Regions from separate parts of the Mus musculus genome. Here all the other regions are linked to region 1. Evidence: chromatin loops called from intact Hi-C (ENCODE). Cell type or tissue: heart. All regions are shown on one strand.

Region 1 (8,000 bases):
TGTATGTGAGAGTATGTGTATATGTGTATATGTATATACACAGGCATTTGTATGTATGTGTATGTTGCATGTATGCATGTGCAAGTGTGTGTATATGTGTGTGCATGCATCTATGTGTGAGTATGTGTATTTGTGTGTGTGTGTGTACTTGTGTTATTGTTATTAAGACTTTAATTTGAGGACGTCATTATTAACAGCTAGTATTTAGTAGGATGGTTTTGTGATAGGGATCAAAACTAGCTCAAACTAATTTAAGTCTTTAAAGGGGCATTTATTAACAAGATGCAGGTGTCTCTTTGCATTGAAAGGACAGAAGTGGCATCCCTCTTGTCCTCATCTTGCTTCTGCTTTCAGTTTTCCTCTGTTCCTTTGTTTTGTTTGAGCCGAATTGTTGGATTTATTAAAATGGGCTTGTGACAGCTAGAAAGCTTTTTCAGACACAGTAACTATGTAATCGTCTATTAGCTTCGTTCTAGTCCTGAGTCCAGCTACATCAGCCTCAGTGATAAATGCCCTCTTTACTGTCTAGATGGTGAAAATGGGTTCAGATCCGTTGGCTGTGTTCTAAGCCAGGTGCAAGTGAGGGCCTGCTGAAAGGTCTTTTCCCTATCTGCTGTGCTACTTAGAGAAACTTTTAGGGGCTTCTGTGATAGGTTCCTGTAGCACTCTCTGCATCTTGAGGGCTGGCTCCTACTACAGAGAACCTTCTTTAGGGCCAGTCTGGCCTGCACACAGCCCCTCCAGTGCAAAGTTCATGGACTGCACAGTGGTTAGCAGCCCTCTCTGACCCTTGGCTTATCCTCTAATCCCTCCTTGTCTCCACATTCCCAGTGGTCTGGAGGTGCATTTCTCCCAGTGAGACAGCTCCCTGAGGAGAGAGACAGATGCCTAGTAAGCTCTGCTGCTGTGGATCATGGAGGTTTACCCTCCAGGAGCAGAGCCAGGCAGAGCTGGACCAGTCCTTGGGTGGGACAGCTCTTCCAGGGAAATCTCTTCCACTCTAGGGATAGCGGCTGTGTTGCCAGTTCTGACAGTCTTTAAAGTTTATAGTTAATAATTCTTTATATTAAACCATCACCCTTCAAGTTGCTATGGGGGTTTTCTCTTGTAATGGGGTCTAGGCTGGTAGACCAGCTTCTTAACGTCTCTCTGAAGAAGCCTTTTTGACTGGGGAGCTGGCTCAGTGGGTAAAATGATTGCTGTTAAAATATGAGTACTCGAGTTAGGATCCTCAGCACCATCATAAATAGCCAAGGGTAACACCAGGGGACAGAGAGGACTGCAACCAGCATGGCCAAAGTGCCGTACCAAGGTCTAGTGAGAGACCCCATCTCAAGAAGGGGGAGACCAATAGAGAAAGATGAACTTCATATACAGGCATTGGTGAATGCATCTGAGCACATACATGCATGTGCGCATGCACACATGCAACCACACCACACATACACACACACATACACAGATACTCACACACCCACACCCACACACACTCACAAACCCACCCACACACCCACCCACACAGTCACACACACACACTCACACACACACTCTCTCTCTCTCTCTCTCACACACACACACACACACTCATACACACACTCACCCATTCACACCCACTCACACTCCCCCCACCCCCACACACACTCACACCCCCACCCCCACCCCCACACTCACACACACAAACACTCACACACACACTCACACACACACACTCACACACACACTCACCCACTCACACCCACTCACCCCCCCCCACTCACACCCCCACCCACCCCCACCCACTCACCCACACACTCACACCCACACCCACACACTCACACACACACTCACACATACACACACACACACTCACACTGTTTTTGTTAACTCATAGTCCACAGTTCTTATCTTTAAGAGAACAGCGCAGACAGTACTTGGTTCTAGACTAAGTCTCATCAGACTGAGTTTGGTTGGCCCAACAACAGTGGGTGAGCATCTCTCACTGCATCAATCGTTCCCAGCCAGTGGTTAGGACACAGAGTAGCCACAAATCACCCAATGGATGAGGGGGCAGCTAAAGAGCCATTGTGAACACATTTCTAATTGGAGTTTGTAGATTTTTGCTTCTTAATTATAGAGTGTTAGTGGGAACCTGAATTATATTGATAACCTAAAAACATATCTGGATGTTTAGCGGGTAGAAACATCACTAAAGCTGTTGAAATAATATTGAAATTGTAAAATACCAGTTTGGGTTTCTACTGTGATGAAATACCATGACCAAAATGCAAATTGGGGAAGAAAGGTTCATTTGGTTTACACTTTCATACTGTTGTTCATCATCAAAGTCAGGACAGGAACTCTAACAGGGCAGGAGCCTGGAGGCAGGAGCTGGTGTAGAGGCCATGGAGGGATGCTGCTTACTGGTTTGCTCTTCCTGGCTTGCTCGGCCTGCTTTCATACAGTACCTAGGATCACCAGCTCAGGGATGGCCCCATCCACAATGGGCTGCCCCCCCCCCCCCCAACCCTGCCAGCAACCACTAATTAAGACAATGCTCTGCAGCTGGGTCTTATGGAGGCATTTTTCTCAACTGAGGTTTTCCTCCTTTTTAAATGACTCTAGCTTGTGTCAAGTCGATGTAAAACTAGCCAGGACAACAAACACGCTACCATTGCCCAACCACAGCCTTCTTGCTGACTTGAAACCTGGCTGTTTTGTTCATTTTCCAACTTAGTTAAGGCAGGATTCTGCAGAGTAGCCCAGACTGTCCTGGAACTCGCTGTGTGGCCTAAGCTGGCTTAGAACTCGTGGCAATCCTCCTACCTCAGCTTCCTGATGCCGGGAGTGATTATAGCTGTGCCTCATTATTTGAAATAATTGGATGATGTTCCATTTCATAGATGCATATGTGGCTATTTAACTATTTCCCTCTCAACCCTTTGTGACTACAAGTAGTGCCTCTGAAATACTATTTCTCTGTAAATGGTTTTGCATATGTAGGCAAGCACACCTGTCGGATCAATGCCTGGAAGTAGTAGTATTGTGATAAAATGTATATGTATTTCGACTGCTTTCTTTTGCCGAACTGTCCTTCCAGGTGGCTATATGAATACATCTCTTCACAGGGTATGAAAATACCTTATTTATCCCACCTTCAATAAACTTGCCAGTCTTTGCCTGAGAAGTATTTTTATCACAGTTTTAATTTACATTTTATAAAACTCATGAATGTGTCTGAACATTTTTTTTCTATGTTCAGGCATTTCTTTTCCTACGCATCTCCATTTCCTGTTGTCATAAATCTCTTTCTTCCTTTCTTTCTTTCTTTCTTTCTTTCTTTCTTTCTTTCTTTCTTTCTTTCTTTCTTCCTTCCTTCCTTCCTTCCTTCCTTCCTCCCTCCCTCCCTCCCTCCCTCCCTCTTTCTTTCTTTCTTTCTTTCTTTCTTTCTTTCTTTCTTTCTTTCTTTCTTTCTTTCTTTCTTCCTTCCTTCCTTCCTGGTGGTGGTGGTGGTGGGTGTGTGCCTGTGTGTAATTTGTAAGTAAGGGGGCTGTTAGTTTAGTCTTTATGTTGGAAATACTCCCTCTGCCTGTTGTGGACACCTGGCTCTTTCTATTCTCTATGAAAATTAGAAGAAAACTCTTGTGTATTCAAAACTATCTGTTGAATCTGTGAAGACTATGTCCAGCTACAGGAAATAGAAAAATCAGCTAACAATGCCTTGAGGGATGGAAGGATATTTTATTCAAGTGACATGAGAAGGAGAATAATTTGTTCTTCAATGAAAACTGCATTGTCTTGGACACACCTTCCTGGGTTCTCTGATTCGGATTCTCTCGGAGTCATTTTACAATTCTGCAAGTTTCAAATAAATAATAACCATAATTATAATGGACATGCAAATGAATCTGGAGGGACATCTTTCTCCCATTGTCATAATCGCCCATAGAAAGACAGTTTGCACAATCATTTTAATGTTTCTAATAGTAAATGTGGCTACTTTTTGGGATTATAACATCTTGGGGATAAAGATGTCTTAGGGCTGCTATTGCTATGAAGAAACACAACGACCTATGTTTCTATGCTATGACCAAAATCAAGTTGGGGAGGAAGGGTTTATTTAGCTTACACTTTCACACGGTAGTTCATCACTGAAGGAAGCCGAGACAGGAACTCAACCAAGGCAGAAACCTGGAGGCAGGAGTTGGTGCAGTGGAGGGGTGCTGATTGTTTTTTAAAGCTTTTATTATTTTAATTCCTCGACTACAGAGATTTTTGTTTTTCCAATCACTAGTGAGTGCTGTTTCATCAAATGACTTTGGTGGTCTAAGGACTGATAGGTCGTCGTGTTTATATATTATTTCCCCAACGTAATCCTAGAATTAATCATCTTGGATTTCATTTTACATCCTTGTATCAAATGCTTTTGCGAATGAGAATGCAGATTGCTGGGAGCCGGCACCAGCTGGTCATTGTGGGGAAGAATGACTTAATTTTAGGGAGAGTCAGAGACTGGGGGGTAGGGTGAGGTGGGGTAGGGTCGAGCAGAAGAGGATCTGCAGCCTTTATGCACTTCCTTCTGGAATCTTGGATTACAGCCGCGGAATTTTATTTAAAACGCACGCGATTCCAGAAGCCGCCGCTAGATGGAGCACGAAGACTGTAGAACTGGAGGATGCGAACTCCAGTCTGGTCAGCGAGCTCCCGGTTTTTCTGTCCACTGCTTCTGCGCTAGGCTGTCCTTCAGGGTGTGTTTATCTCTTTGGTCTGTTCCTCTGATGATCCGAGGTCCTCCACGCTCTGAAACTTTGGGGGGCACTGCGGAGACTAAGGCTATTTGGGTGAGAGCCAGAGGGTTCCAAGAAAACAGCTCATCTTGGAGTCGGTTTGAGGGACTCAGCACATCGCCTCCTGTGGAAAATGACCCTAGTAGGGCTCTTTGTGCCCTGACCCAGGGTACAGCGCTCGGTGGGGAGGAAGAGAGCTGGTGACTGAAGTCCATTCAGATCTCCCAGCCTGAGACAGATCCTCTTAGGCTCCCGGTATCCAAGATTTAGATCCAATAAAATCAAGCATATTTTGGGATGAAGAGATGGTCTATGGAGGTTAATAACAATGATTGCTTTTTCCAGGTTGAACCTCACACCTTCCTCTGGCCTCTACTTGGGTGGTGCACATATGTGCCGTCAAATTACCCATACCCATAGAAAGAAAGGAAAAAACAAAGTAAAGCAAGACAGGCACATTAGAAACATCTATGGATGTTTAGATGTTATGTGCATTATTAGAAACGATAATACACATAATTTGTGGACAATCTTCTAGGAGACTTGGTTGCCACTGATAAGTTGATGTATTAGTTTTTTGTATACCCAGAGTTTTAATGACAGTTTTACCCACACATATCCACAGGGAAATGGAGATGCCCTTTAAAGACAGTTTTCACTTCAGGACTTTCTAGCTACTTGTGGTGGTGCACACCTGTACTTTCAGCACGCGGGAGGCGGAAGCAGGAGGATCATGACTTTGAAATCAGCCTGGCATACATAGTGAGACTCTGTTCAAAACCAAATTAATTCCCGCACCCCAAGAGAACAACAGTAGCAACAGTCCAACACATTGGACTCCCTGTGCAGCTGCGGCAAGAATGGTCAGTGGACAGCCGCTGGGGGTCCTTTCCTTAAGGGTTTGCCTTGGTTTCAGAGCCCTTTTTTTCCCAAAGACCACTCCTTTCCCAGGATACCCCACATCTGGTGACTAAACAAGGTGGGGCTATAATGTGTAGTTCATAATGTGTAATAACGTGTGATCTGTAATGTATAATGTGTAATTAACCTCACCTAGAACATCCTAATACCTCCCTGTTGGGTTGATGATAGGTCTGAGTATTTCCCCTCTAGTTGTGTGTTTAAACGTAATGGCCAACGTGTAGTGGTAAGAGGTGGGCCTCTAAGGGGATCAGGTAACAAGAATTCTTGTGAATGAGCTTAAGACCCATATAAAAGAATCTTTATGTAGCAGAGAGCTCTCCTGTTCACACATCTGCAGTATGTGGTCACAGCATTTCTTCCCTTTGGAGGATGCTGTCTTAGTTGGGGTTTCTATTCCTGCACAAAACATCACGACCAAGAAGCAAGTTGGGGAGGAAAGGGTTTATTCAGTTTACACTTTCCACATTGCTGTTCATCATCAAAGGAGGCCCCCCACCCTTGATCACTAATTGAGAAAATGCCTTACAGCTGGATCTCATGGAGGCATTTGCTCACCTGAAACTCCTTTCTCTGTGATAACTCCAGCTTGTGTCAAGTTGATAAACAAAACCAGCCAGCACAGATGCGTAAGGCAGAATCTTGGAAGCAAGGAAACCCAGTTCAGTAATTGGCATTGAGTGGGTCTTCAACAGGCAGGAGCATGGCAAGAATGGGAGCTGGCAGGTTTTACCTTCTCTCCTTTCTCTCCCTTGCTAATCAGATTCCCAAAGCTAGACTCCAAAGTCATTCCTGAAACTAAACACCCAGGTCCACCAATCAAAATTCATTACTTGGCTATAATGGCTAACCTGGCCAATGAGGACTTACTAACTCATCCTTGCTCAGACTTCCCCCTTTCTTCTTAAACATCACTCCTGTAGACACACCTGCTTACTTCGTTTGTACCATGTAGAGTTAGCACCCTCACCCCCATCCTTCCTAGGAAATAAATCTCCTTGGTGCAGGGAACTTGGTGTCTGGGTGTGTTTTGTACTGACTCTGAGGGACTGGCCCCTACAATGTCTTTGATTTTCCAGCTTCCAGACTGTGAGAAATGACTTCTGTATTTAAAAAGATTTATTTTCATTTTTAAATGTGTGTGTGTGTGTGTGTGGGTGTGTGTGTGTGTGAATGTACACCATGTGTGCACAGGTGCCAATGGAAGCCAGAAGAGGGCACAGGATCTCCTGGGTCTATGGATGGTTATAGGCAGCTCACTGTGAGTGTTAGTAACCAAACTCTGGTCCTTGGGAAAAATATCAAATAGTCTTAACCACTGACCCACATCTCTTCAGCCTTGCACTTTTCTCTTCTCTTCTCTTCTCTCCTCTCCTCTCCTCTCCTCTCCTCTCCTCTCCTCTCCTCTCCTCTCCTCTCCTCTCCTCTCCTCTCCTCTTCTCTTCTTTTTTCTTTAAAATAAAGTGCTCAATCTCAGGTGTTTCCTTTTAGAAGAACAAAAGAGACCGAGTTAGCCAGGGTGAGTTCACACAAACGGGAACCAAGCTCTAGAGCAATATACATTCTGCTGTCCATGGATAGACAGCTTTGGATAGATCTAGATCCATTTAGCCTAAAGTGAAATGTCAATCTGTGTGGTTTGAATGTAAAATGGTCCTCACAGGCGTATGTTTGAATATCTGGCCAGTAGCTCATGATGCCATTTTGGAAAGTAATGGAAAGTCCCCCAAAGAGTGGGACTGCAGTATGGCTAGGACAGGCCTTGAAGAAGGTGTCCTCCTTGGGCTAACCTGGGCTCTCACTGTGTCCTGATGTGAACACCCTGTGCTCTCACTGTCTTGGTTGGAGCTGCCCCAGCTGCCTGCCTCCCCTGCCATGGTGGTCTAAGAGCCCCAAAACTGTCAAAATAGATCCTCCCTCCTTGGAGTTTTTTTTTTTCTGTCAGGTATTCTGTTTTGTCATTGAGACAAGCAAAGTGGCTAACAGGAAGGCCAGGGTTCATCTTCTGATGTTTTCTAATTGCTAAGAGTGGGGTGTTCAGGGACTCTGATGGTTACAATCTCTCTCCTTCAAGTCATTTAACAATTGATTTATGCATTTAGATCTCTGATATGTGCACAGATATTTACAGCTGTATGTCTTTTAGTAAAGTCATCTCTTTATCATTTAAGAGGCCTTTATTGTCTCTTTTTATAGTGTTTGACTTTTTGTTTGACCTACTTGTCTGATGTAAACATAGCTACTCTTCCAGTTTCTAGTTGCTTGGAAAAAAATACATACATATTTGAGTATTTCTTTGCTCATTTACCCATTTAC
Region 2 (8,000 bases), 1.1 Mb after region 1:
CTGTAAAAATGGGGGTGAAGTTCACAGTTCTTGCCTTCTCACAGATATGAGAGCCCTTTAGCATGCTGCAGAGAGCCAAACCATCAGCTAGTGGGCCCCAAAACCAGCTGAGATCCAGTTCAGTAATGGATCCAAGAATTGACCATTTTTAGAAGTGATTTCCATGAGGCCTGGACTTGAAGCTCTCTGTTTCTCTGCTCCTCCATTCCACCCTCAGTCTAGACTTTACAGCCAGGCTGGTCACTCTGGCTGAACAAGCTGTGACATCAGGCACCAGCCTTTGCAAAGAGAACCATGAAGCCCACTCTTGTAAGTCAGTGGACCTCAAACTCTGCTGTATGTTAGGGTCCCTGGGGAAGGTTTCAAAATACACAACCAACTACTAAATCTCCAGATGCAGGGAAAAACGTGGGAAGTGTTTCATGAAGCTCTCTGTAAGAGTCCCCTGTACAGGAGAGCCACTGCCCTCTATCTTTCCACTTCCTGAAAGCTAACTCATCAATCACCCGAGACTGGGATACAGCATCCAGGAGCATGGACCCAAAACCCAACAGGAGAGATCTGTTGGGAGGACAGCATCAGTGTGTGACTCTCACACAGCCCCACTGTGTCTCCCACCACAGTCCAGGCTTACAGATCCTGCATCCCAGTGAGTAAGAGCCCCAAGGGCAGACCTGTTGCTTGGTCATGGCTGAGTTCTCTACTCCCAGTATGGCAGCCACCTTGGGTGACATCCAGGAAAGTTTTCTACAAGACACTGAATAAAGGAGAGGACTCAGGAACCTCCCTGGGTGGGTACCTTCCTTAGACCAACCTTGACGAGAGTACTTTTCCCTAGGGCATAAGGGGTCCCAGGGCCATGCCTCCTGTAAAGCGAATCTTGCCTGGGCTGGGATGGCAAGGAGGAGAGAATGACATGCAGGAAAAGGCTCATGGAAGAAACTAGACCCACAAATACCCTCTGACTTTTCTCAGAACCCCTACAAGCTATGACCCTGGGTGGCAGGAGAGGGGGGTCAGACATACAATTCTCCCTTTGTTAAAGCTGTTCTTCATCCCTCTCCACCCCCACCCTCTACAAGGGAATAAAAAGGTCCCTTGTGGGCTCCAGGCCTGGCCTGACCTCAGGGCAGCTGACTAGGAGAGGTACAAGGATACACAGCTGGAATTGCTCAATAGATGCTAACTATCCAGTGTTCTTCCACAGTCTCCCAGAAGCCACACTCCCCTCCCAAGATCCATTTCCTGAGAAGAAATCTTATATCAGCCAGACCACAGCTCCAGCCACAGAGAAACACATCAGCCTGTCCCAGCCTAGGTCTTCCCAAGGTGCTCAGATCAGCCTGGAGTTCTTTGACCACATCACACAGGCAAAGGGGCCCATATAGCCACACTGTGCTGGAGAAGAAGCCTGACCAACAGACTAAGATCCTCCTATTTGCCAGGGAGAAGCCCATTGGCTGTGGACCCAGAGTAGCCATTCTGGAACCACTGCCCCCTCCCCAGCCCTCCCCCCAAGAAGCAAGCCTGAAGGACAAACACACAGCCTGTGGTTGAGTGTCACCACTCAGGAATGCTCAACCACAAAGCACCTGAGATATTGCATCACCTTGGCCTCAGGGATTTCCCAGTCTGGCCCCACCTAGGAAGTCCCAGGAAGAGAGCATGAACTCAGGGGTGCAGGATTGATGTCTTGGGGTGGCCCACGTGCTGGATTTCACTGAGCCACCACTGCACTTCCAGACCTAAGCTGCAGCCTTCCCAGAGTTGAGGCTGGAGCCCTGTGGGCTCCTCAGAAGTGCACCACGTTTCCCCAGCCCCCACATCTGCTGCGGGGCCCCACCTCAGCCTTGCCCATCTTGGCAGCCAGCTGCAGTGGTGTGAGCCCATCGTTGTTGCGCATGGTCTCCAGCTCCCAGTTGCCACTCCTCAGCAGGATCATGTCATACATGCGCTTAACGAAGTCATTCTGAGTCTTGAAGTCCTCAGCCACTGTCACCAGCGCGTGCAGGATGTTGTTTCCCCGGGAATCCTGGGAAGTGATGTCTGTCTGCTCATTCTCCATCAGCAGCTGCACAATCTCAGGCTGGTTAGTACACGCTGCCAAAGCCAGGGGTGTCTCGCCTGGGGGGAGGGGAGTGACTGAGCTCAGTCCTCTCATAGGCCAAAAGCAATATCCTCCAGGCCGCAGTCCCAGAGGCCCAGATGCTGGCCATCACAGCGGCACTGACCCCTGAGGCTCCCTGACCACCTCCCCTTTGCTCAGTGAAGACTGAAGTGGGTTTACACCATAGCCACCTGTGCTCCCTGCTCCCCACTGACTTTCCAACACTCTGCTCAGCAGAGGAGCAGAACATCTCCTCTAGGTCCCCCACTTACCCAGCACCCTGCACAAAGCCCTCTCTCTCATCCTCTCACCCATGCTCACACCTCTCCTGTCACAATGGCCTCCTTACTCCAACAAGAGACATTCTCTAAGCTCTGGGCCTTTGCATACACTGCTATGCTTCCTGCAGCTGCTCCGCGCTGACCATTCCCAGTCTTCGCTCAGATCCCACCTTCTTGGTGACTCACTCTCAATGCCCTATTTAGATTTATAAACCCTTCCACCCACCCAGACAAAACTCTGGGTTCTTCTCCCTCTTTTTACTCCCACCTGTGCCCTCTCTTTATTCCACCCAGCAAATGTTTCCCAACTCTGGCTTTAATTAGGTCCTAGGCTGGGCAATGAGGACACATGACTGACCGAGCAAGAAGCTGTCCTCAAAGATTCCCAGACTCATCTGGTCCTGCTGACTAAAAACCCAAAGGTGGGGAAGATGGCTCAGTGGGTAAGACTGCTTGCTGTGCAAGCATGAGGAGCTGGGTTCAAATCCCCAGCACCCATGTAGAGAGCTGGGCATGGTTGGCACAGGTGCAGAGACAAAGTCTCTGGGGCTTACTGGCCACCCACCTAGTTCCACCACATTTTGACTCAAGGGAAAAGGATGAAAAGTAATGCAGGGAACACCAGTGTCCCCTCTGTCCTCTGTGCCCACATTCACATACACCTCACGTATAAACCGTACATACACAAGAGAGACAGAGAGACACAGAGCAGTGACAGTCAGGCCCAGTGGGGCTTCCAACCACCCATCCTGACTGGGATGGTGGTGGCATAAAAGTAACAAAACTGTACACTAAAATGGGTGGATTTCACTATACCTAAAGTACACATTTTTTTTTAACCCAAAGAATTTGTAAAGGCAATGTAAACATTGTCAGAAGAGGGGGAAAGATGTTTGTGCCAATTCTAACCTCCCACCAAAACATACACACATACATGTACATGAACACATACACACATACATGCACACGCGCACACACACACACACACACACAGAGAGAGAGAGAGAGAGAGAGAGAGAGAGAGAGAGAAATGAAACAGTAAATAAACCAGGTTTGAAGGAAGGACATTACAGAGTCTGTCCTTTTGTTTGACCACAAAGTTCTGGAGGTTCTGGAACCTCAGGCTTACACAGAAGCTCCCCCTGTAAGGACATCTTTCTAACACACACAACAAAACTGGGTTTGGATTGCTGCGCTGTCAGGGATTCTCCCCCTTCACTCTGCCAGTCTGTCCAGATGTCACACACACACACACACACACACACACACACACACACACACACACACGTCTTTATTCTCTCTGCAGGTGTGAGCCCTACTGCTACCAGGTAGTACTGTCAGGCAGGCTCCTCCACCTGACTCAGCACCAACCCAGTCGTAATGCACATGCGCGCACGGAGGAGACTCTGTGTTGTAGCACCCCTGTGTGGTAGGGCTGGTCGCAGCAGAGCACAGGACAGAAAGCCCCTCCTCCTCCTCTCTCCCCCATCTTCCGCTCCTGCGGCATCACCTACCAAAATAGAAGCCTTCATGCTGGTATTTGGGGTTGAAGAAGACCCCCTTGGCGTGAGCATTGACGTCAGCACCCGCTGCTATAAGCACTGCTGTGATGTCTCCCTGGCGCCGCTCGATGGCGATGTTCAGCGCTGTCTGCCCTGTAAATAGCCGGCATGGGTGCTCAAGGACCTAGGACAACCTAAAGCTGATCTTGGAGTCCCCTTGACTCCAGGTGGCAGTAGCTGACTGAAAATACTAAGGGTGTAGATACCATGTATGGGGATACCCTGTTGATACCAGTTGAATTCTGGGAAAGCAGGAATGAGCTGCACCCCGCAACAGAGAAAACCAGAGCAGGGGTACCCATGACCTGCTGCAAAAGCAACAGCAAGGGCTTGGTAAAGAGGCTAGGGAAGGCTGAAAAGGAGGATGTGTGGCCAGGACAGAAAAGCCTTACTACAGGGACAAATAAGGTTAGTACATTAACTCTATCAAAAATGTGTTCAACCTCTCCATGGGGGAAATCGACCATGAGCAACAAACTCCAAACTTGCCCTCAAAAGGATTTCACTAGGCAGGTCTATTGGCCCAGTTATTCAGCAGACAGGGGCAGGAAGATCAAGACTATCTGGGCTGTGAAGTGAGTTCAAGGCCAACCTGAATAACTTAGTGAGACTGTAGCTCAAATGTTTTTAAGAAGAGGTGGGGATATAGCTCCATGGTCCAAGCACTTCCCAGGACCGCCACCCCAAAATTGAAGGGATCTTGTGCCATAGGATCCTGAACTATAAACAAAAAGAAAGAAAAGCACAGAAGGGGTGGGGGGAGGCAGGACAAGTAAGCCTCAGACACTTGTCTGAACCTCCGCAGGACTGGTGTCTGCTCTCAAGTGACAGACTGAGAACAGGATGTGGCTCACTTTCACTCTTTTCGTTCAGCCATCAATCACAGCAATTCCTCCCCGGGGTTCCCGCCCCTCCTCCATAGTGCCATGACTTTCCCTTGTGAAAGTATGTAGAGTTCAAATAATAAATCAAGATTGCTTTACCCATGAGGAGGGTTAAAGACCCCTATCTGAGCCCCTCCCCCACCCAGAAAAGTTGAGGTGTTTACACCTCCTGGCATGTCAGCAAGACAGCTGATCATGAGCTAATCACTCCTAGTAACTGTGACAAGCTGTGTACTGACTCCAGAGACTCAGGGCATAGCCCGTTAACAGTTCATAGTGTGTTTCCTGGTCAGGGAAACAAGGTATTAAATTATATTCCCTGGCTCCACAAAACCAGACTGAAATGGGACCGCTTCTATCATTCATGACTGCAGGGCTGACTGCTGGCTTTGCTGGCCCCCTACCCAGCTCTCCAGCCTCATCTCCAGGCTTCTGCTTCCTTCTTTGTTCGCTTCTTTGCTTTGTGGTTCTTGAGAATCTAACAGTGTCTTGCACATGCTAGGGAAGCTCTCCTCAATTGAATAACACCCCCAGGCCGTGCCATCTTCCTAGTGTCAAATCCAACAAGCCCTGGCCCATCTTGGGGCTCTGACCCTGACCCTGCTCTGAATCCTTCCCATCAGGTAAGCTTTGGTCAAGCCCACCACTGTACAGTTGCTCACCCCAGTCACTTTCTGTCACATTACATCATCTTTACTTCTGTTCCTGGCACATTCCATATAAAGTCGTCTTTTTACAAGCATCAAGGTTTCCTGACTTGTTCACCCACGCTCAGCATTATTTACAGGGAAAAGAAAGGCTAAGATGGGTGCCTGCTACATATTTGACTTCTCCATAGCCAAAGTGCCTCTGTGAGGCAAGATGGGCTGTATCTGTAGCCACACCCACCTTGGGAAATCCCAACCTCTTCCCCTTGCCCTTAGGTTGCCTCTGCCTTCAGGTACCTTCATAGGCCTCTTCCGTGTACTCAGCGTTGATGAACCTGTCCAGGATGTCGTTCTCCTCAGCGAAGGCAAGCAGAATCCGCACGATCTCTTTGGTGTTGGGATTGATGTTGAGCAAAGCCTTCATCAGGCAGGTCTTCCCGGTGTCTGAGGCTGTCAGCTTGTGCATGAGGAAGTCTACAGACAGTCAAGGATAAAGGCGGGGGAGGAAGGACAGACGGAAGTCTGCAGACAGTCAAGGATAAAGGCGGGGCAGGAAGGACGGACGGAACAGTGGAAGCTGCAGCCTCACACCTTGGAAGCATGCCCGCTACCCTGCACTGGGGGCTCCCAACCCTGTGCTACCAGATCCTCTTTTTTTCCTCTCCCCAGTCCTCCTCCAGCTCCCTTCCTGGCTTGCTATTCAAGGCTCGCTACCATCTGGCAGAAAGACAATGTCACCTGAAGCCGAGCTGCCCATGTTGGTGCCCCATCATATCCCTCCTCGTGGTCTAAAAGTGCATCTCGGCACCTCCCCGTCAACCTTCTTCTCCCCTTGATCCCCCAACAGCTATGGACTCCCAAAGCCTTTAATTCCCGTCAATGCCCGAGGAACACCCCCCTCCCCCAGTCCCCAGGCCTGCTTCAGAGTCCCAACACTTTAGAACAACAACCCTCTCCAGATTTACTCCACACAGTAGCCAGACCACGCCCTCTTACTGCCTAAACCCATCCATGACTCCCCGTGGTCCTCTAAGTCAAGCACAAGATTGCTATCCCAATATCCAAGGTGCCTCATGCTCCAGCCCCACAAGAGATGGAGCAGGGTTCAAGCCAACCCAACCATGGTCCCTGGGGCCTGCACTTTATGCCAGGGTCGGGCACTGACCAGGCACATCCAGGCCGCGGCGCCTCCTGCAGAGGTCCTGCAGATCCTGTAGGAGTTCCCGCAGCTCCTCCACGCAGCCCTCGGACACAGCCGCGAAGATGCGCTTCTTCAGTCGCTTCTTCTTCTGCCTCTGTTCTTCCTTGGCCAGGTTTGCGCTAAGACCAGAAGGCATTGTGAATTCATCCTGCATTCGCCTCCCACTCCTACTCTCTTCCTCTCCACCACCAGAGCTACTAGTTTCCGGGCCACTGCTCCAACTCCTATGCCTCCTACATCTTTGCCGATGCCCATGTTTGTGTTCTGTGTTTGGTCAAGCTCCTCTTCCAATCCATATGTAATCACTTTGATCAGAATACACCTGCATACACATGGGGATGATCAAAAAGGATTTGTCTAGCCGGGCGTGGTGGCGCACGCCTTTAATCCCAGCACTTGGGAGGCAGAGGCAGGAGGATTTCTGAATTTGAGGCCAGCCTGGTCTACAAAGTGAGTTCCAGGACAGCCAGGGCTATATAGAGAAACCCTGTCTTGAAAAACAAAACAAAAAAAAAACAAAACAAAACAAAAAAAGGATGTATGTCTATTGTAGCCATTACTTTGAAATATGGAACTAAGGGAAGAGAATGTTCCCTTTCATCTCCATATCTGAACATTTCCATCTATGCCTCCTGCCCCCACACTCCATTATTACTATAATGCAGATGTGTCTCCTTTCACTTGTATGTGTTCTTGCAAAAATGTTCTGTGTAAATAAATTTTTTTTTGTAAATGGATTTTAAATGTACACAATTGTGTAGTTTATGCTGAAGTCCTTATTCTTTGTGTATTGTTTGAATGTTTTATAATGAACAGAAATCATTTTATAATTTTCTGATCTTTCACTCTGCTCTACAAAATGTCACATGCCACAACCATGGCCTGGGACTCCAGGTGTTTGTCCCAACTCTCCAGAGATGATGGCTTCTTTTTCTTTCCTGTGCAGTCCACCCTGTGATGCCCCACCCCTTCTGTGATTAGTGAGATAAGGGGAAGGGGCACACTTACCTCGGACTGTTGGGATTGGATGGGGTCTCTGTCACATCATCCTGAGGAGACTGGGGAGAGTCCATGTCATCACAGTTGCCAGAGAGGCTGGAGATGGAGAAGAGGGACAAGAGTAAGACAAATTTAGAAATGGACAGTGCTACCGTGCCACCACCAGGCCCAGCCATGTGTTCGGGCCAGCAGCCAGTACTCACCACTGCCGGATGTTGGAGTCCATCGGCTTGGAGAAGATGGGTGGAGAGGTCTTGGTGACCGTGGGGTTGGGCTCAAATCCTTCTATCTCCAGGAAGAAGTGTGCACTGAAGGGACA
Region 3 (8,000 bases), 1.3 Mb after region 1:
ACCAGAGCTTCAACACGCAGTCAGAAGGCTGCCTCCTGAGCCCTTCATAAACACCAATATTTACAAATGCACAGAGAGGACTGTCGGGGTGTTCATGGACTTACAGAAGAAGGCAGTGAGAAGGATGTAGGCTGTAGGCTCACTCTATTGAGCGCTCCTTTTAAAAACTGCTTTGCTAGAGAGTCATGGTGCACCCCTAGAATCTTAGAACTTGGGAGGTAGAAGCAGGAAGACCATGAGTTTAAAATCATCTTCAGTTTGAAATCAGTCTGAGCTCCATGAGACGCTGCCTCAAGCAAGCAAACAGAAAAGTAGTAATTGGGCTGGGATGTGGTGACTTGACTTGATTAGCATGAGTGAGTCTCAGAGTTACACCTAGCACCACAAAGAAAGAAAAAAAGCCCACCACTATCAACTGCCTTGCTATAAGTTCTAGGGAGAAAAATACCTTAATAAAATAGGCTACAGTTGATTTAGGTCTCTTTGAGAATAAGTACTGAGAGGCCTGCATGTACCATGCATTATTACCAATAAAAATCCCAGCTGCTCCAAAAGAGCTCCAAGTGCCCTAAAAGAAAGCTTCAGAGTGAAGCCCGTCCACTCTTCTTAAAGGCAAGGAACAGCTAACTAACATCACTAGGATGAAAGCAGAGGAGCAGGTTCCGAGGTAAGGATGCACGGCTCCCCTCTGACACAGCCTCCCTGACCCTGTCTTCTGTTCCACTCTTCTAGCTCTAACCGAGAACTATCTGACAGCGTCTCACATTTACAAAGGTGATGTTAGAACCCCTTCCTCTTGGGTATTTGGATGACGACCGGACATACAGGACAAAGCCAGAAAGATCGTGAAACAACGGCAGGGAAAGTCACTCTTGAACCAGGATGAAAAATCTCCCCCAAACACACTGTACCTTTCTTCATCATGTCTCGGTCCAAGGCTACATTTCTCTGGGCAAGATTTACTTCTGCTCGAAAGTGGAAGCGCTTGGCTCGCTGTTCTTTCTTTTCAATTGCTTCCTAGAAAATTAAAAAAGAGGCAAATAGGGAAAGGGAGGACGAGGAAAGTTAAATCATAAACATGCTGCAACCTTCAAATAAATCACAATAAGCAACCTTGAATGTGTTTTGCAGAAAACTGGACATGCATAGCATACAGTAACCCTGCTGAAATCATTTCCATTCTATCAAAACCTATGACTGTACCCAGAACATAGTAGGAAGTCAAGAAGTCAGTGAATACTTGTTTATAAAGTTTTCTGATATTTCATGTATCACCAACAATCACACCAAGAAGTTAAAACAAATAACCTAACCTTCTCAATTTTCCTAGTGCAGAAATGAAGATACAAAAAAACGGAAGAAGGTTTGCAGAAAATATCTCCTCAAGCTAAGGGCAGATCTGATCCAGTGCTATTTCCAGGAACCCCACAACTACCATTATCACTTTACATTGTCTGTGGGCATGGTAATCACACCTATTATGCTCTTCCACATTATGTATGCCTGAATGGTCCACTCCCTAAAAGCCACACCCCCATTTAAAAATAACACCAGAGCAAAAATAGTCTCCTCTATTCCAGCCTTATGTGCATGGAATTGCCTGTTTTCCTTTGTAAGTGACAAAGACACCAACACTGCTGGAAAAACTTTGTAAATTTCTTCCAAAGGTGAAAATAAATTCAGGTCCAATTATGATTTTCTGATGGCTCTCAAGGGCCCTTCAGTAACTGCAACTGAAGGCCTGACTAAAACCAGCTTGAGGGCATGAGGAAGCAGCATGCTTCTATTATTTCCTAATGGTTAGGCTCATTTTTTTCCCCCACTGAAGTCTTCCTAGCACAAACAACAATCTACTCTCTTCAATTTGTGTGTATGTGCTTAGTGTATAGGTAGGAACAGATGTGTGCATTTGAGGATGGGGGAGCAGGTCTTTCTTAATGCTGCGATTACAGATACAAACACACTGCTCTGAATTAAAAAAACAAACAAACAAGCAAAAAACCCATGGGTGCTAGGGATCTGAGCTCAATTCTTATGCTTCCACAGCAAGCACTTTACTGACTGAGCCAGTAAATCTCCTAGCCAAATTCTTTTTTTTTTTTTTTTTTTTTTGGTTTTTCAAGACAGGATTTCTCTGTGTAGCCCTGGCTATCCTGGAACTCACTCTGTAGAACAGGCTGGCCTTGAACTCAGAAATTTGCCTGCCTCTGCCTCCCAAGTGCTGGGATTAAAGGTGTGCGCCACCACCGCCCGGCTCCTAGCCAAATTCTTTTCCCCAGTATCTGTTTCACATATTAGAAAATAATACCAAGTTGAAAGAAGTCTTCTTCTCAAGTGAAACTGAGAACATTCACTTTGTACTATTTTCTCCACTAGAAGATGCTCGGCTCTTTCTTTTGGCCTTTAAGTATCTGACACAAACGGAGAAGGAGAAACTATAAAAAGCCATGTATGGCATACTTATATTTATTGTTTTTAAAGATCCAATATATAAATATATACTATTGTTTACATCATAAATTGGGTCTGGAGAGATGGCTCAGCAGTTAAAAGCACTTAGGGCTCTTACAGAGGACGACAGTTCAGTTCCCAGCACGCACATGGTGTAGCTCACAGTTGTCTGTAACTCCAGGTCCAGAAGATCTGATGCCCTCTTCTAACCTCCATGGGCACCAGGCATGCACATGGTGCACCTAATATATGCAGGCAAAACACTGATACACATATATAAAATAAAAAATATAACTGAAATTGAAAAATCTGTTTCAAACTGAACAGTACACATTTAAATCAGGAAGAAAGAAAAGGTCTGGGGCTGGAGAGATGGCACTGACTGCTCTTCCAGAGGTCCTGAGCTCAATTCCCAGCAACCACATGGTGGCTTCTAGCCATCTGTAATGGGATCTGATGCCCTCTTCTGGTGTGTCGACAGAGTACTCATATGCATAAAATAAATAAATCTTTAAGAAAAAAAAAGTCTGAACTGAAATAAAGCAATGTACTGACAATTTATCACATGGAAATTAAGAAGCTTCACTCTGAGGTATTATAATGGAGGTGATACAATGGTAATAGCAATCACTTAGCAAAAGACAATATTGTCAGATGCTGGGAATAACTCAGTTGGTATGGCCCTCAAAGGTTAGACAGGCAGACAACTAGAAAACCCTATTCTTCTAGGTTGACAGCCAGTGTTTCCATAGATATGCGTTAAGGGCTCAGTTACATGCTGGGTGCTGTTAACAGTTTTTAAAGCGTGCGAATGACATCCAAGTAAGCAGCCCCAAGGCCAGGGACGTGGCGTGACTGTGGCTGTGCTTGTGCTTGCCATGTAAACCTGACAACCTGAATCTGGATCCCCATGTAAAAGCCAGACACTGGCACATAGCTGTGACTCTACACTCGTATAGCAGGACAGGAGACAGGAGGCAGAGATGAGAGAATACCTCAAACTCAAGGCAGGAGGGGACGGAGAGACAGCCGAGCAGATAAAGCCACTGGCTGTTGTTGCAGAGCTCCAGGCCTGGTTCTCAGTACCCACAGGACAACTCACAACTATCTGAAGCTCCAGTCGTAAGGGAACTGAAGCCCACTCCTGAGCGCCTCACACACGCGTTCTCAACGTGGTACACTGACATACATGCAGGCAAATCACTCACACACAAACTTGAAAATAATTTTCGTAATACTACTACCAACAAAAAAAGAAGCCAGATGCAGTGGCATATGCCTTTGATCCTAGCACCTGAAGTGCAGAGGCAGGCGGATCTCTGTGGGTTCAAGTTCAGCCTGATCTACATAGTGAGTTCCAGGACAGCCAAGGCTATGCAGAGAGATCTTGCCTCAAATAAAATAAAACAAATTAAAAAAGATGAAAACAAAACAAAACAAAACAAAACAAAAAAAAAAAAAAAAAAACCCAGGTGGTAGTGGTGCACGCCTTTAATCCCAGCACTTGGGAGGCAGAGGATTTCTGAGTTCCAGGCCAGACTGGTCTACAAAGTGAGTTCCAGGACAGCCAGGGCCACACAGAGAAACCCTGTCTCGGAAAAAACAAAACAAAACAAAAAAAGATGAGAGGTGAGAACCAACACCTGACGGTGTCCTCTGACTTCACAGGAGTGTTACAGCACACACACACTTTCACACAAACACCCGCTCCCCATCAAACATAAGTAAATGTTAAGTAATAAATAAATATTAAAATAAGCATTCCCAGTGCAAACTCTTTCTTGGAAAGGATTGAGCACAGGCAACTAAGGACAGTGATTATCTTTTCATGGAGACGAGCACACACAAACGCTGCCTGAATGTCTTCTGGATACAGAAGGACATCCTTGGGTAGACAGATGTAGATATGTGATACTATGAGATACATATCATATATAGATGAGATATATATCAGCAGTAAAAGAATAAATGAGGCAAGATATTTACTGCTGTGTGAATGTAAATGGTAAAGACCAAGTTCATTAACTCCATCTGCTGATCAAACAATAGCCCAGTCTGTCTCACCTTGGAGGTGACATCGATCCCAGTGATGAAGCTGCCAGCCTTGTTTTCATATCTTCTGCTTGTGTCCTAACAGAAGAGGAAAGATGACAAACTCTGACAGAAAAATCCACAGAAAAGGCAACCTGGCAACTGGCCCTTTTGGAAGTCATTCTTTTCAGCAACTCTTCTCCATTTTAACAACTCTTGTTAGGAGGAAGTCTATCTCTGAGGCTCCACAGAGAGGCTTCCAGACGCCAGGCAGGAGCCTGTTCATAACATTAAGTAATTCTGTCAACTCAGGGTATCTATATAAATGAAAATCTAAAGTCTTTTGTGAAAAAAATGTCAAAAATGAGATAGTCACATAACTCCCCAAACCAGACTGGACACATTTCCCACGAAAGGCCACTAGGTGGCGCAAATGCCTCCAGGAGAATGCTTCAGGTCCTGGATCTCTGGGAAAAATACAGGCTAATACAATGAAGAAAGGAGGGGATAAAAACAGAACTAAAGTCTCAGGACTGCAGCTGATACCCTGGACTCTGCATTCAATCTCCAGGCCTTGCTTTCCTCCACAATACCTGTCTTTCTGACTTCTGTTCTCGTGCTTAAGACAATCCAACATTTCTCCAACAAAACAATCCTGTTTCCATCTCTAAGACTTCTGAGCTTGCTGTCCTCCCCGCTAGGAATTACTCCCTTCCAACTGACATGGTCGGCCCCTTTTTGTCATTTGGGGTTCAAGTTGAATCTAACTATCTCAAGGGACTTTCCTGTGCATCCCAACACACACCAACTGCTTCACATCCCTCCTGGCCACTGTGCTTTTTATCCTATTAACAGGGTGTGTGTGTGTGTGTGTGTGTGTGTGTGTGTGTGTGTGTGTGTTTGTTTTTGTAGCACTTAATACAAAAGGGAACTATTTACTTGTCTCCCCTACTAGGGCAACACCAAGAGGGAGTTCGCTCTTAAGCACCTAGGATTACACCAGCACACAGAGAGGTGTGTGATATAAACATGTTAAACTGACTGAATGGATAACACCTGACCTATACACTATCCACTATAACCTATAGATGTTGTCACCAAAGGTATTGTCATTTGTCATCACTACCTTAGCCTTCACTCATAACTTCAAATGTAAAACCAAGCTGCTATCATGTAATTAAAGGAGGGGGCGCAGGGAGTTCACGTTGTATGTGAAAACCGAGCTATCCAGGCCTCAGACCAGCTTTAAGAAGGGGCATGTGACTACCAAACCACAGGCAAAACACTCCTCAGACCCACTGTGGTTAAAGAAAGATCAAATGTCACTGTGTGTCAGAAGCTGGGACCACCGAGAGTAGACGCAGTGAAGGTGCGGGGACGTGAGGACCCTCATCCACAATACCAACACACGAGTGTCTGCTGTTTGACAGGTCTAGCCCTCCCAAGCGAAGAGAGCTGGTTTAAGTGACACCAACTCGGCCGGGGAAGGAGGACCCACCAGGAGACCTGGATGCCGGCGGCACCTAACACTTTCTTTGAGGGCTGATTCAGGTTCTGTTCCCGCCCGCGGCTCCTTTTTATCTCCAACCAAACACAGCTGATTCCGTTCGGGGCCACCGAGGGGCAGCGAGAGGGGTGTCCCCAACTCTCTCCGAGATCCCCCGCCTCTCCAGCGCTCTCTGCACCCATTTCCGGGCGCCCCGGCGTCCTTTCTCTCTGGCGCTCTCCGGGTCATGCGCGGCCCCCGCCTTTCGGCGCTCGCGCCCCTTTCCCGCGTTCCCGGACTTGCGCCAGTGCCGCCGTCCGCCACCTTCCCTGACTCTCCAGGGACACCCGCCCGGCGACCTCCTCAGCCCCCGCCCCTCTCGCCCGTACCGGGAGCAGTTCCTTTAGGGAGCGCCGCACCGGCACGATTTCCAGCTCGCCTTCTTCCACTTCCATGGGCTCCGGCTCGCCACGCTCCAAACCGGACTCCACCTCGGGCGACGGAAGCCCCAAAGCCGGCCCAGCGGGGGCCTCCGCCTTCACAGACACTCGCAGGCCGCGGACGGCCGCCATAGCTGCCAGCCGGCCGCACCACCGAAAGCCCGCCCCTCACTCCCGCCGCCTAGAGCGCCGTCGCCGATGACCACAGAGGAGCACCGCTATCACCTAGAGCGTCGTCTGTTTCTACCAGAAAGCTGTCCTTATCTCTGGCGCCCCCTTGGTGACCTAGGAACCTGGGGCCGGCTTGGGGCGGGACTTCGCGGGGTAGGGGGCGGGACGAAGCAGTGATGGAGGTGGAGCGTCGTCTGAGGTTCCAAAATACCTGCACTTTGAGGACTATACTTCTAAGAACTGCTGAGCGGTTACCGCGATCTATCATCTAGGCAATCTGAGCGTTTACAAAGTTATTTCCGTAGTAAGCTTTGGCTCTGTCAAGTCTTCCAGTAATTGAGCCATATTATGTGGTCAAAATTTTAAACTAGGGCCCAGTGTAGGGGTTACATGCCTATAATCCCAGCAGTCAGGAGTCAGAGGCAGGCACATCTCTAAGTTCCAGGCCATCCAGGGATCCAAGGTAAAACCCTGCCTACATTTAAACTGGAAAGGGATGGTACACGATTGTATTCCCAGCACTTGGGAGATAGAGGCAGGAGGACTAGGGGCTGAAGGTTATCCCCCAATTACACCAAGGGGCAATTGCTAGTTTGAGGCCAGCCTAAACTACAGAAGATCCTATCTTAAAAGGGGAAGAGGGGTGCTTCAAGATCACAGTGACCTACCCAAAGGGCAGAACCAGAGCTTAGACCCATTTTGTCACTTCTGGGAGCTCTACTCATCAGAGACTCACAAGCAAGATTTCCTGCAAATGTTCCTAGTAAGAGTCTGGCTGGGAAAGAGGAAAGGCTTGTTCAGACTTGAAGAAGGGACTTCTTGTCTGTCATGAGTCCTGATTTTGTGTCTCCTCCTGTGTCATATTTAGTTAGCCCTTTCTAGACCTATCTCCCAATCTGAACCAGGAATAGGTAAGACCATATATCTGAGCCCCTAAAAATCTTTTCAGAGAAAGGCAAATCATTCTAAAACAGAAAAAAAAATCACAAGACTCAGATACACTAGGTCACTTTGGGCATGGCACGGAACCTCAGTTCCTTCATCAGAACATAGAACAGTGACACACCTCCACAGAAGAATATAAGGACCGAATGAGCTAGTTATGTGCGGCTGTAAGATCCAAAAGAGGTGATACTGTACATCCAAGCTTTTCTTGAAATGGGTCTGTACCATGGGACAAACAAGATGGAATTCCTTAGAATGGTACCATCAATTGATTGCAATGCAAAGTACAAAATTGGGTTAAAACAATGGATTGTATTTTCTTTTCTCCTGTTCCCCTTCCTTTCTTTCCTTCCGTTTTTCTTTTGCTGTATTAACAATGCAACCCAGAGACTTGAGCATGCTAACAAAGCCCTTTACCAGTGAGCTTTACCCCAGCCCTCTTGTTTTGAGACAGAGTCTTGCTATGTAGCACTGGC

What was found. Hi-C counts contacts between places; a loop is a spot of excess contacts. Peaks named below come from ENCODE experiments on the same cell type or tissue, not always from the same donor. Only the 100,000 strongest peaks of a DNase experiment are listed, where the experiment ranks them.
Region 2: a loop joins it to region 1, with 2.9 times the contacts of the local background. A loop is called at or near these places in 8 of 42 quality-filtered maps.
Region 3: a loop joins it to region 1, with 4 times the contacts of the local background. A loop is called at or near these places in 2 of 42 quality-filtered maps.

What each region holds. Positions count from the first base shown.
Region 1 is chr11:74,368,508-74,376,507 of GRCm38, reverse strand. No RefSeq gene overlaps it. Among named protein-coding and RNA genes, the nearest start is that of Olfr412, 7.8 kb to the right of the region's middle. In heart, a CTCF peak has its summit at 4,615; no DNase peak of the experiment used is centred here; H3K27me3 peaks cover 1,204 bases.
Region 2 is chr11:73,277,717-73,285,716 of GRCm38, reverse strand. It overlaps Trpv3 (transient receptor potential cation channel, subfamily V, member 3), which reads right to left. Exons shown (of 18, transcript NM_145099.3): 3 at 7,885-7,989; 4 at 7,691-7,777; 5 at 6,647-6,801; 6 at 5,779-5,955; 7 at 3,903-4,043; 8 at 1,844-2,124. Among named protein-coding and RNA genes, the nearest start is that of Trpv3, 14 kb to the right of the region's middle. In heart, a CTCF peak has its summit at 4,022; DNase peaks (open chromatin) are centred at 1,126, 2,066 and 3,926; H3K4me3 peaks cover 854 bases; H3K27ac peaks cover 384 bases.
Region 3 is chr11:73,046,440-73,054,439 of GRCm38, reverse strand. It overlaps Ncbp3 (nuclear cap binding subunit 3), which reads right to left and starts at 6,573. Exons shown (of 13, transcript NM_025818.3): 1 at 6,358-6,573; 2 at 4,516-4,581; 3 at 912-1,017. The coding sequence starts at 6,540. In heart, CTCF peaks have their summits at 4,903 (motif pointing right) and 6,680; DNase peaks (open chromatin) are centred at 4,909 and 6,619; H3K4me3 peaks cover 2,233 bases; H3K27ac peaks cover 1,449 bases.